2 separate regions of the Homo sapiens genome follow, and region 2 is linked to region 1. Evidence: chromatin loops called from intact Hi-C (ENCODE). Cell type or tissue: GM12878. All regions are shown on one strand. Links, peaks and the distances in the headings refer to the core of each region. The heading gives the core; the rest is flanking DNA. Region 1 overlaps LOC101928516 (a long non-coding RNA gene). Region 2 overlaps LOC101928516 (a long non-coding RNA gene).

What was found. A loop is a pair of places that touch in the nucleus more often than their neighbours do. Peaks named below come from ENCODE experiments on the same cell type or tissue, not always from the same donor. Only the 100,000 strongest peaks of a DNase experiment are listed, where the experiment ranks them.
Region 2: a loop joins it to region 1, with 1.9 times the contacts of the local background. A loop is called at or near these places in 1 of 110 quality-filtered maps.

Annotation. Positions count from the first base shown.
Region 1 is chr6:74,469,199-74,474,530 of GRCh38, forward strand. All of the region lies in intron 2 of LOC101928516 (a long non-coding RNA gene), which reads left to right. Among named protein-coding and RNA genes, the nearest start is that of SNORD156, 660 kb to the right of the region's middle. In GM12878, for the core only: no CTCF peak of the experiment used is centred there; no DNase peak of the experiment used is centred there.
Region 2 is chr6:74,596,277-74,601,666 of GRCh38, forward strand. The region is part of intron 2 of LOC101928516 (a long non-coding RNA gene); the gene reads left to right. The region is part of intron 2 of LOC105377858 (a long non-coding RNA gene); the gene reads right to left. Among named protein-coding and RNA genes, the nearest start is that of SNORD156, 530 kb to the right of the region's middle. In GM12878, for the core only: no CTCF peak of the experiment used is centred there; a DNase peak (open chromatin) is centred at 2,325; H3K4me3 peaks cover 508 bases; H3K27ac peaks cover 1,599 bases.

The DNA of each region.
Region 1 (5,332 bases), core at 333-5,332:
TGCAAAAGTGTGTGTGTGCCCTCTTTCCTCTTCTTTGTTTGTGGTGTGTGTGTTGTGTGAGCATGGTGTTTTATCTCAAAAAAACATGGGTCAGGTGCAAAGTAAGCCCACCCCACTGAGAACTATGTTAAAAAAAAATTTCAAGAAAGAATTTAAGGGAGATTACGGTGTTACTATGACACCAGGAAAACTTAGAACTTTGTGTGAAATAGACTGGCTAGCATTAGAGGTGGGTTGGCCATCAGAAGGATGCCTGGACAGGTCCCTTGTTTCAAAGGTACGGCACAAGGTAACCTGGGTAAGCCAAAGTACCCAGACCAGTTTTCGTACATAGACAGTTACAGCTGGTTTTAGACCCCCTTTCCTCCCACTACAGTAGTTAAGAGAACAGCAGCATAAGTGGCTGGCAGAGGCAAGGAAAGACCAGCAGAGAGAAAAAGAGGCCATCTATACCAATTCTAAGTTAGTTTAGACTAAACAAGGTCTTATTAATAGCAAAGGATAATTGACATCTCAAACTTACAAGGTTTTCAACAAAAGTGAAGATTGCTAAAAGTTAACAGTGTAACATGTATTATGGTAACTTCTAATCTTGTGGCCTTAAACAGTCTAGTCCAAAGATATAAAGAAAGTTCTCTTTAAAAAAAGGAATGGTTATCTTCAAACAAAAAAAAAGAGGGGGAGGAAAAATTTATGTAAAAAGACTGTTATATGGTAAATTCTTGTCCTGAAATAAATTAACTGGTGGTTTAAAGAGAAAAAAAAGTTTGTAATAAGTCAGAAAGTTAAGACATGTTGAAGAATTGTCAGGGAAAGTCGTGAAAGAAAAAATGTTATAAAAATTTTTATGCAAAGAATGTTGTATAATTTAAAAGTAATAAGGCCTCCTGAGTACTATTGAAGAAACAGTTTATGTGCAAAGTGTATAAAAAAGTAAAATATACCTTTGGTAAAAAGATTATAAGGAGGCATAAGAATGTGGATTTTTTACCTACATTAAAAGGTTAAAAAAACTGTTTTAAAAGTTTAAGCAAGTTTTAAAACATTAATTGTAAAGAAAATTCTGTGTGTAAACATATTAGCTAAAGTTAAAAGGTATCATCCAGTTTTTCTGTGAACTGGACATGAAAGTAAAAATGCAACAGGTTTTTTTCATAAAACATCAAACTGCTCTTTAACAAAAATTATAAAAGGTTAAAAAAAGCCTATAAAATCTTACCTTATGGTCAAACATGAAAAACTGGAGAAATATGTCGACAAGGTTTTATTAAAGTTAAGTTTAATATTAAAAACACACTAATATAAAGGTAAAATTTAGCATATCTGGTATGAAAATCATACAAGAAACATTATTAAATATAAAATGGTGTTTAGCTTTCTTTGGTCTAAAAACTAATAAAAATTGGTGCTAAGGGAAACATTCATTTTACTAGAGGAACATAAAAGTTAAAGACTTAAAACAAACTTTGGCAATTAAGACAACATACCAAGATGCAAATGCCTGGTTGAAATGGATCAAATATTCCATCTGCATGTTAAACAAAAGCAATTGTTATGCTTGTGCACATGGCAGGCCAGAGGCCCAGATTGTCTCCCTTCCACTAAGGTGGTCCTCCAGTCGACCAGGTGTGGGCTGCATGGTAGCTCTTTTCCAGGATTCTACATCCTGGAGTAGTAAGTCATGTGAAGCTCTCTCTGCTATATCCCGAAGTCCCTGAAGGTCAGCCCCTGAGGGCCATCCAGCTTCCATCTCCCAACACTAAGTTCACTTCCTGTCTCTCACGGCAGGGAGGAAACTTAGCATTCCTTGGAGACCTAAAGGGATGCGGTGAGCTTAAGAATTTTCAAGAGCTTATCAATCAGTCAGCCCTTGTTCATCCCTGTGCAGATGTGTGATGGTATTGTGGGGGACCTTTACTGGGCACTCTGCCAAATAACTAGAGTGGCACTTGTGCTTTAGTCCATTTGACTATCCCTTTCACCCTGTCATTTCATCTACCAGAGGAAGGAAAAATAATAATAATAAGACATCGTAAAGTGAGAGAAGCCCCTTATAGGTCTTTCAACTCTCGCATTTATTTAGATGCAATTGAAGCCCCCAGGGAATACCAGATCAATTTAAAGCTTCAAATCAAACAGTTACAAGGTTTAAGTCAATATTTTGGTAGATGACAGTCAATAAAATGTAGATTAGATAAACTATATCTATTACAACCAATAGCAATGGGCTTTTCATGAGTTAAAAAGAAAAACTCATGTTGGCCCCAGCCCTGAGGCTACCTGACCTGACAAAACTCTTTACACCCTATGTGTCAAAAAAAAAAAAAAAAAAGGCAGTTGTAGTTTTAACCCAGACTATAGGGCCCTGGCCAAGGCCAGTGGCCTATCTCTCGAAACAACTAGACGGGGTTTCCAAAGGCTGACCCCCTTGTCCAAGGGCCCTGGTAGCAACAGCCCTGTTAGCACAAGAAGCAGATAAGCTAACTCTTAGCCAAAACCTACACGTAAAGTCCCCCTATGCTGTGGTGATTTTAATAAAAACCAAAGGACACCATTAGCTAATGAATGCTAGACTAACTAGATACCAAAGCTTGCTCTGTGAAAATCCCCACATAAGAACTGAAGTTTGCAACACCCTAAACCCCACCACCTTGCTCCCAGTGTCAGAGAGCCCAGTTAAACATAACTGTGTAGAAGTATTGGACTCAGTTTATTCTAGTGGGCCCAACCTCTGAGACCATCCTTAAACATCAGTAGACTGGGAGCTGTACGTGGATGGGAGCAGCTTCGCCAACCCCTGCAAAGTGACTCTAAAGAAGATGACAAGCCCTGCTCCAGTCACACCCAGAAGCTGACTGGTCCATGCACAGCCGAAGCATGAGGAAACTCATCGCGGGACTCATTTTCCTTAAAATTTGGACTTGTACAGTAAGGACTTCAACTGACCTTCCTCAGACTGAGGGCTGTTCCCAGTACATACATCAAGTCACTGAGGTAGGACAAAAGATTGCTACAGTCCTATTATTTTATGGTTATTATAAGTATACCAGGACTCTAAAAGAAACTTGTTTGTATAATGCTATTCTATCCAAAGTATGTAATACAGGAAGTGACCAGCCCGATGTGTGCTATGACCCCTTTAAGCCTCCCATGATCACAGTTTTTAAAATAAAATTAAGGACTGGTCCTTTTCTAAGTGACACAAGTAAAGTAATAGAAGACAAGAATGAGGGGTCCCCAAAACTGTAACCTTAAAATTTGATGCCTGTGCCGCTATTAATAGTAAACAGCATGAGATAAGATGTGGTTCTCTAGATTGGGAAAAAAGTTACACAGCAGAAAATAAGTACATCTGTCAAAAATCATGTTTATGTGAGATGTGTCAATACTGGTCTTGTGTCATTTGGGTTACTTAAAAAGAAGATAAAAAAGATCCTGTTTGACTCCAAAAAAGAAAAGTCAGCCCCTCCTGCATGAGTGTGAGCTGCAACCTTTTAGAAATGATAATCACAAACCCCTCAGACCCAAAGTAAAATAAAGGAAAAGATGTAACATTAGACATTAATGGAAAAGGACTAGATCCTAGTGTAAGCATCCTAATAAAAGGAGAGGTTCAAAGACGCTATCCAGAACCAGTATTTCAGACTTTCTATGATAAACTAAATGTGCCAGTACCTGAGATTCCAGGAAAAATTAAAAATTTGTTTTTGCAATTAGCCAAGCATGTAGCCCAGTCTCTAAATGTCACCTCATGTTATGTTTGTGGAGAAACCATAACAGGAAATCAATGGCCATAGGAAGCCCGAGAATTAGTTCCTACAGATCCAGTTCCTGATGAATTCCCAGCCCAAAAGAACCAGCCTGACAATTTTTAGATTCTAAAAGTCTCAATTATTGGACAGTATTGCATAGCTAGAAAAGGAAAAAGATTCACTCATCCTGTAGCGCGGCTTAGTTGTCTTGAGCAAAAGCTGTATAATGGTACTACAAAAAGTTACATGGTGAAGTTCCAATTACACAGAAGTAAATTTCCAAAGTTGCAGACTGTTTGGGCCCACCCAGAATTCCACTGGGACTGGACAGTACCCACCAGGTTATACTGGATATGTGGACACAGAGCTTATGTTAAGCTCCCTGATCAGTGGACAGGTAGCTGGGTAATTGGCACCATCAAGCCATCTTTCTTCTTACTGCCCATAAAAACAGGTGAACTTCTAGGCTTCTCAGTCTATGCTTCCTGCAAAAAATGAAGCATAGCCATAGGTGATTAAAAAAATAATGAATGGCCCCCTGAAAGAATCATACAATACTATAATCCTGCCACTTAGACACAAGACGGCTCATGGGGATACCGGACCCCCATTTACATACTCAACTGAATCATACAGTTGCAAGCTGTTTTAAAAATCACCACTAATAAAACCGGTCAAGCCTTGACTGTTCTTGCCTGGCAAGAGACTCTGATGAAAAATGCTATCTATCAAAATAGACTAGCTCTTGACTACTTGCTAGCAGCTGAAAGAGGAGTTTGTGAAAAATTTAACCTTACTAATTGTTGTCTACACACGGATGATTGGGGCAAGTAGCTAAAGATATAGTTAAAGATATAACACAACTGGCACATGTACCCGTGCAAGTGTGGCATGGACTCAATCCAGGAGCCATGTTTAGAAATTGGTTTCCAGCAATGGGAAAATTTAAAACTCCTATAATAAAAGTAATAATAGTAATAGGAACCTGCTTACTGCTCCCTTGTTTGCTACCTGTACTTCTTCAAATGATAAAAAGCTTTGTCGCTACCTTAGTTCACCAAAATGCTTCAGCACAAGCATACTATATAAATCACTATCAATCTATTGCACAAAAAGATATAAGTAACAAAAATAAGAGTGAGAACTCCCGCTAATAAAAAGTGAGAGTCTCAAAAGGGGGAATGAAGGAAGAGAAAGACCCTCTCATATTATTTTATATTGTTTTATACTCAGTACCTGTTTTAAGAAAAAACAACAAGGAAATAAAACCAAAGACAGGCAGCTCGGCGCCACGCCCGAAACCAGGCCTGGGCCTGCCTGGCCTAAACCCAGTAGTTAAAAATCAACTCATAACTTAGAAACCGACATTATTCATAGATTCCAGACATTGTATAGAAGAACATTGTGAAACTCCCTGCCCTGTTCTCTTTCTCTCTGACCACCGGTGCATGCAGCCCCTGTCATATACCCCTCGCTTGCCCGAATCAATCACGACCTTTTCATGTAAAATCTTTAGCGTTGTGAGCCCTTAAAAGGGACAGAAATTGTGCATTCAAGGAGGTCGGATTTTAAGGCAGTAG
Region 2 (5,390 bases), core at 261-5,260, 130 kb after region 1:
ACATGTTGATCTTCTTAGCTTCATATGTCTATGTCATATACATCAATTTCATGATATGTAATTCTTGCTGTGTTGATAATCAGACTTGATGCTAACTTATATCATCTTACAAGATAAATTATATGATCACCCAATCTTTAGCAGTTATGCCTATTCTCAGTTCATACAACATTTAGGAAATTATTACAGCTGTCATTGGCCTTTACTATGGTACTGGAGTGTACCTAGGAACAACTTCTACCTAGAAGGCATTGTAACACAAATTCATTCACTTTTTAAAGGGAAAAATTGGGAAACATGGTGGTATTGTCCATGGATAGAGTTTGTAGCTAGATCTTTTCTTGGATGAGTGCTTTGAAAAATGCCACATTTTCATAAAATTCTGGAAAAAATTCTCACTTCAAATTGCTGAATTAGTGTTTATAAACCAGAAGACAGAAAGTGTTGTGTTCAACAGCCAAACCTCCTGGTGACCCACAGCTGTGTCTGGACCAAGACTGCATATTTAACTCAAGGAAGAAGTGCCTCTTTGAGTACCTCACTCCCCAGCATGGAATGTTAATGAGAATTCTCTACCAGATGTGTGGACTTAGTGCTAGACAGGAACAATATTGAAAAGTATGCAATTAAACTTTTAACTTTTTTTTTCAGATAAAAAGAATGGGAAGGTATTATAAATAAATATACTTTAATGGTTATTACCATTATATTAGAAATTAGTTGCATAATTCAGTTCACTGTTTAATCATAGGTAAAATTAATTGAGGCCACATGTGCCTACCTATGGCCATTTGAATGTATCTAGTGTGGTAGGTGACTCCTGCAATTGTTCCTGAGGTTCTCTGCAGGATATTTCTCTTCTCTCATCTCCTAGCCAGACTCAGAGAAGCCAATGGAGTATTTGGAGCAACCACTACGTGGAAGGAGCCCAGATCCTGAGTAAGCTGGTAGGCCACCAGCCAGATAATTAATTGACATGAATGAGAAATAAAGATGATGTGTTAACAAATAAAAACACATATAGAAATAAGCATATTCATGATGTATAAAATACACTTATAATATCTAAATAAGCATAAAACTTTACCAACATCATAAGGAAAATAAATGTCTTGTAGGACTTGAATGAAGAGGAAAACACATCTGGAGAGGATATGACTCAGGATAACCACTGCCTTTTCTAGCATTTCCTGACTGCTCAAATTTGATTAGCGCTTCCCACCTGACCCTGTGTGAAGCCCATGGGCTTATTTGTCTGAATCCCATCTGTACAGTAAGCTCCTTGCAGCCAGGCCATTATCTTATTTATCTTGAATTACTTGTAATTACTTAGTCCCGGAAACATACATAGATGTTTCTTAGTAAATACTCATTTTTTTAGTGAGTGATGTATGAAAATGAGAAACATTTCACAACTGGACAGTAAAGATGGCATTTGTTAAGAAGTAGAATTTTGATGGTGGAGACTCTGATGAGAAGGACATTCCAATCAGAGGAAACAGTGTTAGCAAAGGGCATCATAAAAAAACAGGTGAGCAAGGCTGTATAATCCTACGCTGGAGGTCTCTGTAGCTGTATCAGGAAAGAGGTCTTTGGTATTTTATTTGTATATAAAAATTCACATTTTCTAATGCATGTTAGTAGGATAAATGTCTTTTTCTTTGTCTACTGGTGTTTGCCTCTGTTTTTAATGTGTGTATGACAGCATATGTGAATTTCGAAAATAAGCACAGAGAACATGGATAACATTCTAGAATATAAAACTAACAAAGTATTACACAGTTTCAAAATGACAATGACATCTATATATAGAAAACAAAGTTGGTGAACATTAACAACATGAACTTTCTATTTTAATAAGAAAATGGAAAATAAAGAATAATGATATTGTAGATATCAAAATAATTTACCAATAAGATTAAATATTTTGTTAAATAGCCTGATTTTTACTGATAAATCATGTAAAAACACTTAGTGAAAGTATATTAATTGTGTATTATGGGTTAGGTGCTATTCTGAGTGCCATTTATGCACTGGGAATAAAATAGTCCCTGCTCTATTTTGTAATTATAGTCTGGTAGGTTAGTTAGATAAGTAAATAAACAAATGGTGTAAAATGATAACAATCATGATGAATACTATGAATAAAGTAAACAGAGTGCAGAGAGATAAAATAATTGTGAAGAATCTACTTGTTTAGAATAAGTAGAGAGACCCTTCTAACAATGTGACAATTAAGGTGAGTCATGTAAGGCAGAATCAGGCAAGCGTGTTCTAGGCAGAGTTGCAGTTGCAGATGTTATTCCAGATATTAGTCAGAGCACCTGCCATCCTTCCTTCTTTCACCAAATATTTAGTGTGTGGCTACATTAGGTAAATCGACATACTCAGTGCTTAAAGAGATAGAGAAATGGACCAGGCACAGTTTCTGTCTTCAAGGAGGGATTGTAATTTTGAAATTATAACTGGCCATGGTGTGCAGGAGCTGACTCCTACACATATGAGAGCTGCTTGTTAAATACTCAGGAATGTTGTAACCTGCTTGTTAAATAGTTGGTAGCCTAAATCATCCATGGTAAGAGTATTTACACTACAATAATTGGCAGTCATTGTAAATCAGGGTGTTTTCTTTTCTCCAGAGAGTTTGTGGTTACATATTTACCAACAACCCATAACTCATCACTTGTAAGGCTGATTCAAGAGGAACTGAAGCTACTTGTTGACTTTAGGCTCTATTATATTCTACTATCAACTGTTTACATAGGGTACAACTTTGAAAAAGTACAAAAATATTATTTTATATTGCCATCTCAATATTGATAATGCAAAGTGCTTTCAGTAGCTTTTAGGGTTGGAAATTTGAGACTAAACTTGATAAGATCAGACAATATGACTCTTATTCCCCCCTCTACCCTCAGTATTAGCCAGACCTGTGATCATTGCTAGTGAAGTTTGCTCTTCCAGGAATACTCTCCCCATCACGATCTCCATCTGTCCAATCCTGTTGTCTTACAAGTATGAAATGATAGCTCCCATCTTAGAAGAAAGATTTCATTTCCCCCACATCCCTTCCTTCAATAGCTCAATTTCTTCATTTTTCATTCCAAGTCCCAAAGTTCCTATTTCAGGCTTTTGTCTCCAGCACTTCACTAAACTGTTCCTATGAAGGGCAGCAAATACAAAGGACAATTATCAGTCCTTGTCTTCCTCAATCTTGCAGTGATATTTGACACAGATGGTCCCTCATCATTCTTCACAATTCTAAATACAGGAGTTCCCTAGGTTCAGTCATTGGGAATTTTTCCTGTCTATTGACTTTCATTGGTATTTAGGTACTGATTATGTATTATGTATCGATGACTGACTTATTCTGAGTTCCAAGCACTTAGCACAGCATAGAAAGCCCCTTCACAGTCCAGCCTCAGCCCAGCTCTCCAACATCATGGCCTTCCATGCTTCACTTGACTCACGATGCTTGATCACACAGAAGTTCTTATTTTTTCTTGAAGAAATAAAGCTGAGTCTTTCTTTAAGACTTCATTTCAGTTTCCCTCTGCTTATAATACTCTACCCCTATTTCTTCTATAACTTACTGACATACTTTTTTCAGGGCCCTGCTCTAATGTCGTCTCTCTGACCATCTCATCTAGAATGTCAACACCATAATCTCACAATGCTTTATTTTTCTTCATACTAATTATTTTTGTGTCTATATAATATATATATGCACACACATATACATATGTATATAATCTCACTAACATAGTAGTAATACACTTTCTAAAATGTCTATCGACACAATATTACTTAATATATTATATAATATATAGCATAAATTGCAAAGATATAGTACTTAATGTATAGTATAATGTCATGTAATATAACATAATATACTCTCCCTGGAATGTAAACTTCCTGAGAACAGAAAGCTATCTTTCTATAGTTCCATCACCCAAAAACAGTGTCTGACACATAGTAAGAACTTAAAATACATTTTTTGAATGACTGAAAAATTACCTAAAAATTAATAATCCCCATGTAGCCTTTTTATTTAACTATTTTTACACTTCTTTACCCTCCTCCTTTTATCCACTGAAGGCACAATAATCTAGGCCATACAGTAGTAACTTATGAGAACCAGTTCTTGAATCCAGATATTTTCATTACTTTTTACTTCAAATACATGTTTCCATTGTATTGCCACCTCTAATTATATATTTTTTAGAACCAGTTAGTTTGTAATATCAAATGCCATTGGCAATTTCTGGCCACAAGATTTTTTTTTTTTTTTTTTTTTTGAGACGGAGTCTCGCTGTCGGCCAGGCTGGAGTACAGTGGCGTAATCTGGGCTCACTGCAGGCTCCACCCCCCGGGGTTCACGCCATTCTCCTGCCTCAGCCTCCCAAGTAGCTGGAACTACAGGCGCCCGCCACCTCGCCTGGCTAATTTTTTGCATTTTTAGTAGAGAAGGGGTTTCACCGTGTTAGCCAGGATGGTCTCGATCTCCTGACCTCGTGATCCGCCCACCTCGGCCTCCCAAAGTGCTGGGATTACAGGCGTGAGCCACTGCGCCCGGCCTCTGGCCACAAGATTTAATCATCAGGAAGATCTATTGAATATCTACTATGAGGTGTCCACTCTATTGGTGCTTGGGATCCAAAGACAAATAAAACACTTCTCTTGCATCCAAAGGTCTCTCTGTCTTACACAAGCATACATGCAAAAATTTATTGCACTAATTTCTGGGGAAATTATGTACAACTTGTACAGGAAAAGCCTCATATTTCAACGTTAAAAATTCTGTTTGCAGAATGAATTTCTGCACATACATGCACATATGCACACACACATATGCACAATCATACATACGCACTTTTTAACAACCTTAAGTGTATAAGAACATGATATGAACTCTTTCTTTTTGAGGGTATTTATATTTCAGGGCCAGATATAACCACAGAAACATCTGACCTTAGCAGAAATATTATTCCTTCTTATTTGTCAAAAGTTGAGCATTAAAATCAAATGTGAGACTAGGAAATAGCAGCTTCACTTGGAGATTTCTCCACAGAGTTCTTGTCTTCAAAATAAAGTCAGTGGAAAAGAAAACGCAAATCCCTTTTCAATTATTCATTTTTTCCAACTTGGAAAATTTTTCAATACTTATTATTTACTCTGGATATCAGTTATTCTTTTCATTGACTTGCATTATCTTTCCATATACACACATTTTCCAGGATTTTATTTGGCCTACAAATAACCTCACAGGTAATTTATTTTGCAAATACTTCATGTTTGATCTAGGTGGCAAGGCAAATAGTTTTCATATTATTTAGCTGACTAGGGTGGAAAGTGGAAAAGAAAATTTTATTTGACATTTCCTGTCAGTA